Regions from separate parts of the Mus musculus genome. Here region 1 is linked to region 2. Evidence: chromatin loops called from intact Hi-C (ENCODE). Cell type or tissue: gastrocnemius. All regions are shown on one strand. Links, peaks and the distances in the headings refer to the core of each region. The heading gives the core; the rest is flanking DNA. Region 1 has its middle 570 kb from the start of Gm7967. Region 2 has its middle 560 kb from the start of Cntnap5b.

The links. Hi-C counts contacts between places; a loop is a spot of excess contacts. Peaks named below come from ENCODE experiments on the same cell type or tissue, not always from the same donor. Only the 100,000 strongest peaks of a DNase experiment are listed, where the experiment ranks them.
Region 1: a loop joins it to region 2, with 4 times the contacts of the local background. A loop is called at or near these places in 2 of 42 quality-filtered maps.

What each region holds. Positions count from the first base shown.
Region 1 is chr1:99,160,539-99,163,464 of GRCm38, reverse strand. No RefSeq gene overlaps it. Among named protein-coding and RNA genes, the nearest start is that of Gm7967, 570 kb to the right of the region's middle. In gastrocnemius, for the core only: no CTCF peak of the experiment used is centred there; a DNase peak (open chromatin) is centred at 1,384.
Region 2 is chr1:99,210,924-99,213,849 of GRCm38, reverse strand. No RefSeq gene overlaps it. Among named protein-coding and RNA genes, the nearest start is that of Cntnap5b, 560 kb to the left of the region's middle. In gastrocnemius, for the core only: no CTCF peak of the experiment used is centred there; no DNase peak of the experiment used is centred there.

The DNA.
Region 1 (2,926 bases), core at 121-2,620, 50 kb after region 2:
TCCATAGCAGTATACAAAGCCATACAAATGCATGACACATACTTAAAAATTTTAAGTTCAAATAAGCTTTCTTGCTTCAAGATACTTTTGTCTAGGTAGAAAGAAACAAATAGTAACATAGAAAGAAAGCAGAATATGGCAGATGCCATGTGGTTCTATTATCATAAACCCAACCATAGTTCAACTTTCTGCCTCTACTAGCCTCTAGTTTGCTGCTGCCATTTGCTCCACTTCTTTTATCCTCTCTTTTATTTTGCACATTTGATTCCAATCTTAATAGTTCTGGATATTTTGAGAGAGTATTTTCAACATTTCTTTTCCTAAGACTCCTTTCTTCCTTCTCTCAATCTATCAATTTAAATTTATTAAGACATTGTATTCCTTTCTTCCATATATTTTCTCTTCATAGAGAGAACATTATAAGTCATATTGAGTCTTTTAACTGTGTTCATTTCACGCATTCATTTCACCTTAATTTTCTTTGTAAGATATAAACTTCTTGAGAAATAATGTAAAACCATATGACTTGTTTTGCTACTAAACAGTCATACACTCACTTATTATATTTATCAACAAGTTTAGTATTCAGTCTTCTCCTAGTCATCATCATTCACTCACTATAAAAAGTTACTCTACCATTAATTTTTAGAAATAGTTTCCAAATTTTCTAACTAACAATTGTAAACCGGAAACAAACTGGATCCAATTTCAATAAAACTTTCATTTCTCAAGACCTCCCTGGACAACTGATATCCTGCTTGGCAGGTTATATATATATTGATAAATGATATCCTGTTCCGTAATTTAAGACATTAGACTAGTCATCCAAACAGAGTTGAATAATGTAACCAATGGGAACAGGATAAGTGTTTTCCTAAGTCATGTTCCTAAAGAAATTCCTTATCCTTAAATCAGGATTAGAGTGATCAACTGGAATAGATGCTTGTGGTTTGGAAAGGTAAAAACACTGTAACATTCTGGGGTCTAGTTGAGCTCCTGATTCTGCCTTACATTAAGTTTTTATTGCCTTACATAAAAACTAAGTTAAGTTTGATTGTCTGTCTTCACTGACAGAAACACACTAAAAACTGGTGGTATCCTGCCACTTCTGGCTGTTTCCTCTAACTCACGCCTGTTGGCAGAATAATATCAGCTGACATAGACTCATGTGCTGATGAGTGAGGCAAGACCCATGGAAGACACATATTGTTTGAAGGCAATATATAAGTAGGACTCAACAGACTGTGAGAGAGGCTTTTTGGTAGACCTAGATTGGCAAAGCCTGTTGGTCTTGTGTCTTCACTGATCCTTGATTCACTGAGAGAGGAACAGCTGAGAACTTCTGGTGTTGCAGTTGGCACTAGTCCTTTCCTGCTGACTCATGCCAATTTGGCTAAGGCCTGAGTGTTCCTGCTACATTATGCCACCATTGCTGCTGTCCTGACATTACTGAACTAGACTGACTGTATATCCACGAAGTGTTTTCCAGTGGGTTTAGCCACTGCTGCTTAACTGTGAACTGAACAGCTGACTTCCTGATAATACTGATGGGATTTGCTTCATCAAATAAATAAATACATAAAAAAACAATAATTTTAAAAAGTTCTAAACAGGTTTACTTCCCCCATGTACATTCTTTTTTACTACCTGTGGTCATTGCTGGGCTAGTTTGGAGGTCAATGTTGTGGATAGCCCTGGGGCTGATTATATTTGATGTCAATTCCATTCTCCTGTGAGTGGCTTCAAACAAGGAATGAGTCAATACTCAGGTGATTTCCTATAAACCTGCTTCCCACCATAATTTGTAAAATAAAGGAAGGCTGATGATTGGGCAGATAAAAGGGAAGGTGCAGCAGATGGTGGGAGAGGGAAGAAGGAAAAAATGGAAGAGGGAGAGGACACAGAGGAGGAGGAGGAGGAAGAAGAAGAGCAAAAGCAATGGCCTTGAGAATTCACAAGTTATAAGAGGTCTCATAGATGTGGAAGATGGTAGTGCAGTGGTAGATCTGCCCAATCTAGGCACACAGCCTGTATTCATACTAACTGAGTTGTGATTTCATTGCAGAGGCATATTTGGGTTGGAGAGATTTACCACAGCAGTTAAAGTGTAAAGAACCAAACTGACAAGTAGGTTTTAAAAAATTAAAGTTATACACAAGGGTTCAATGCTTGGGAAGTCATAATTTCATCTGGGAACTGGAAACAGATTTATAAAGAGCCTACACATTCCCAGGTTCCACTTGCACCCTGTCATCCCTAGAAGGACTCCTTTCATGACTATAGCTAAAATGGAACCTTTCTGGAATGAAGTTTCTGCTGTACCTCTGAAATGATGAACATCTTAAAACAAAATCATCATAAACCTCGAGGTCAAATTGCGTATGTATCCATTCTTACAACCCCAACATATAGTAAATGGTACGGTAAGTTCTGAATGTAGTTATATTGCCAAATAATTTAAATCCAATGACTGTACAATATATATTTATGTTGTTTCTTGCCCCGTCTTGATTTTAACATTTTTACTCAGTGCTAGGCAAGATGGGTGAATCAAAGCTCAGCTTCAGGCCACATGTGAGCTGGTCTTCTATGGCTCCGGGTGTTATCTGTGTTCCACTTCTCTGTAAATATTAGCTCTTACTGTAGTTTCTAATTGAGCCAAAGTCCCTGCCCTTGGTGAAGTAATCTCTGATGATATTTGCCAATACTGAATTATTGCTGTTGGGTAAACAAGCCTAACATTGCTGTTTTCTTAAAAAGCAGCTCTTTAAAGGTTTTTGCTGTTCAACAGAGACTAACCATTAATCTCTAGGATCCTATCTTAATCTTTCTCCAAAGGTCAACTACAGCCAGCAAGGACACTACTTGTGGATCAATTACGACTGCCCATAGTAGCTCAGATTCCCACCCTGCTGTCACATAAAAT
Region 2 (2,926 bases), core at 150-2,649:
GTAAGCCAAAATGAAGGAGAAAAGGTAGCAGAAAGCTTTAGGATTAATTATGCTTAAAAAGATTACATGGGAAATAGTGGGTAAGAAAGGAATAAGAAAACTGAATCAAAACCTGTCCTTGCAAGCACAACACAGCATCAGCAGTAGTGTTTGTGCATGGGATAGATCCTAAGTCGGTGTGCTTTCAAGATGGCCTTACCTTCGGTCTCTGCATCAATTTTGTCCCAGCATTTCCTTTAGACAGGAACAATTCTGGGTCAAAATTTCAGGAGCCTGACACAGCTGTCCTCTGAGAGGCTCTGCCAGCACCTGTTTGAGATACACTGTACGGATACTTAAGAGTCAGCCAATGGACTAAGCTTGGGAACTCCTATAGAACAGTTAGAGAAATGGCTGAAGGAGGTGAAGGGAATTGGAACCTCATAGGAAAACAGCAACATCAACTAACTGGACACCTCAAAGCTCCCAGAGACTAAGCCACCAAGCCAAGAGCATGCATGGGTTGACCCACTCCCTGCCTCATCCCCGTTACATATGTAACAGAAGACTGCCTTGTCTGCCTTCATTGGTAGGAAATATGCTCGGTCCTGTGGAGGCTTGATATCCTAGAGAAGGGGGAGGCTAGGGCGGTGAGGTGGGAGTGCATGAGTGGGTGGGGAAACGCTCTTTTAGAAGTTAAAGGTCGGGCAGTGGTGCTCGCCTTTAATCCCAGCACTTGGGAGGCAGAGGCAGGCAGATTTCTGAGTTTGAGGCCAGCTTGGTCTACAGAGTGAGTTCCAAGACAGCTACCCAGAGAAACCCTGTCTCGAAAAACCAAAATAATAATAATAATAATAAATAAAAAGAAAGAAAAAAAGAAGTTAAAGAAAGGGAAGATGTCAGGGCTCATGGAGGAGGAACTAGGAAGGTGGACAATGTTTGAAATGTAGATGAATAAAATAATTAAAACAAAATAAAACAACAAACAAATCACAAAAAAAAAACAAAAAACAAAACAACCAACAAACAAACAAAAACAAAAATTGTCCCTGAACTGAAACAGCAGAACGACAGCTGAGCTGTGAACTCCTACTTGCTAAGCAAATCTTGGCCCTCACTGTTTCTCTGAAAAGGGTAACACTGGCTACCCTTCTCCTAGAAATGACAACCAGAAATATCCACTTGGGTGTCAAGTTCTGTTTCCTAAAGGTAAAGCTGACTTAACTAAAATCCAGAGAATGTCAGCTTCCAAAAAACATGCTTACTGTCAGCGAAAAAATTTCTTTTGAGACTAGGATAAAAGACCACCCCAGATAATCACAGGAGTATGACCTTGCCGAAACCTATATAAACTGAAATATTTAATGGAGGCTTGGCCTCTTTAAGCAGTAGTAGAGGCTATAACAGCATGCCATTAAATGACATTTTTTTTTCTCTATCTCCCAGTGCTGAGAATGTTCACTGGGAAAGGGTTAATGCCCTCAACAAGGATGAATATGATTAATGTGGTGAAGAGGTTAAAAGTAAAAGAAATTAATGAAATAAACACCATCCATCTCATGTTTTGAGTTACTTCTATGTCTTAGGTAGCATTTATACCATTCTCTTATCTGACATATATGTATAATATTTCCTCTAACATATGCTTTGTGTGAATGTATAAGTGCATATATTCACACATGGGTGCATGTGAAGACAAGAAAGTAATTGCTCTCCACTTTAATTTTTGACCCAGGTCCCTTCATGGATCTTGAAGTTTATTACCTTGGCAAGACTGATTGAAAGTGTTGTTTCAGATGCTTCTTTGTCCTCTGAGGTCACAGATGTGCACCTTAATCCTCAGTTTTTACATAGGTGATGCAGATAAGGACAGAGGTCTTCATGGTTGCAAGGCAGGCACTTTTGGAAATGATTTCTCAGTACCATATGACATACACTTTTAGTAGTGTTTTTCAAATATTCATTGAACATAATTTTTGGTTACAAACTGATAGAATATAAAATCTAAGACTATCTAAAAATGTACTTAAACACAGAAATAAGTTATTTTTTAAAAATTTAGGTAACGATGAATTTTTTGTGTGTATATGAACACACATTGCCACACATTGCATAGGGAAATCAGAGGAGGATTTGTAGACGTTAATTCTCTTTTTCCATTATGTGGGTATTTAGGATTAAACTTGGATTTCTCAGCCTTGGCAGCATGCACCTTCATCAGAGCCATTTCACCAGTATTGGGAAATTGTTTTAAATGACATTACATATTTAGTTAGGGTTACTTGAAAGATCTATTGCCTGCTATCACTCAAGGACCTACAATGAAAGTGGTTAACCTTAACATACATATTACCCATCCCTTTTGTAGGAGTAAGAGATGATAGGAACCAATCTCTTTTGAATTTTCTTTGTAACTCAACAATAGTCAGTTCTACATGTGACTCACATTCAAAGCAGGAGAAACACACACACAATACTCATTTGGATATATTTTTATTTTTCATAATGTGGTGAACACGATGTTGTTTCACATGTGAAGTAGTGTATACAAAATGGACTACTTATCTCTCTTTACTGTGTTCCCACATGTTGTGCAGCAGCTTCCTCCCTATTTAAACAGCTCCTCCTAGAGGGAAGGTTAAGACTCTAGGGATATCTACAGGGGAAGAAAAAAAAACAGCAAGAACAAAAAGAAAAGAAAAGAAAAGAAAAGAAAAGAAAAGAAAAGAAAAGAAAAGAAACACACACACACACACACACACACACACACACACACACACACACAGACCTTACATGTGTCAGGAAGCTCCTGAAATTTACAAAATTCATAAGACCCATCCTTAAGAGTGCATAAGCAACAAGAACTTGGATACTTTTCAGTTTATTAAGTTCCTGTATGTCTTTCAGGGAGCTGTAGGGGTGCAGTTTTGTGGATTGGCACTTAAGC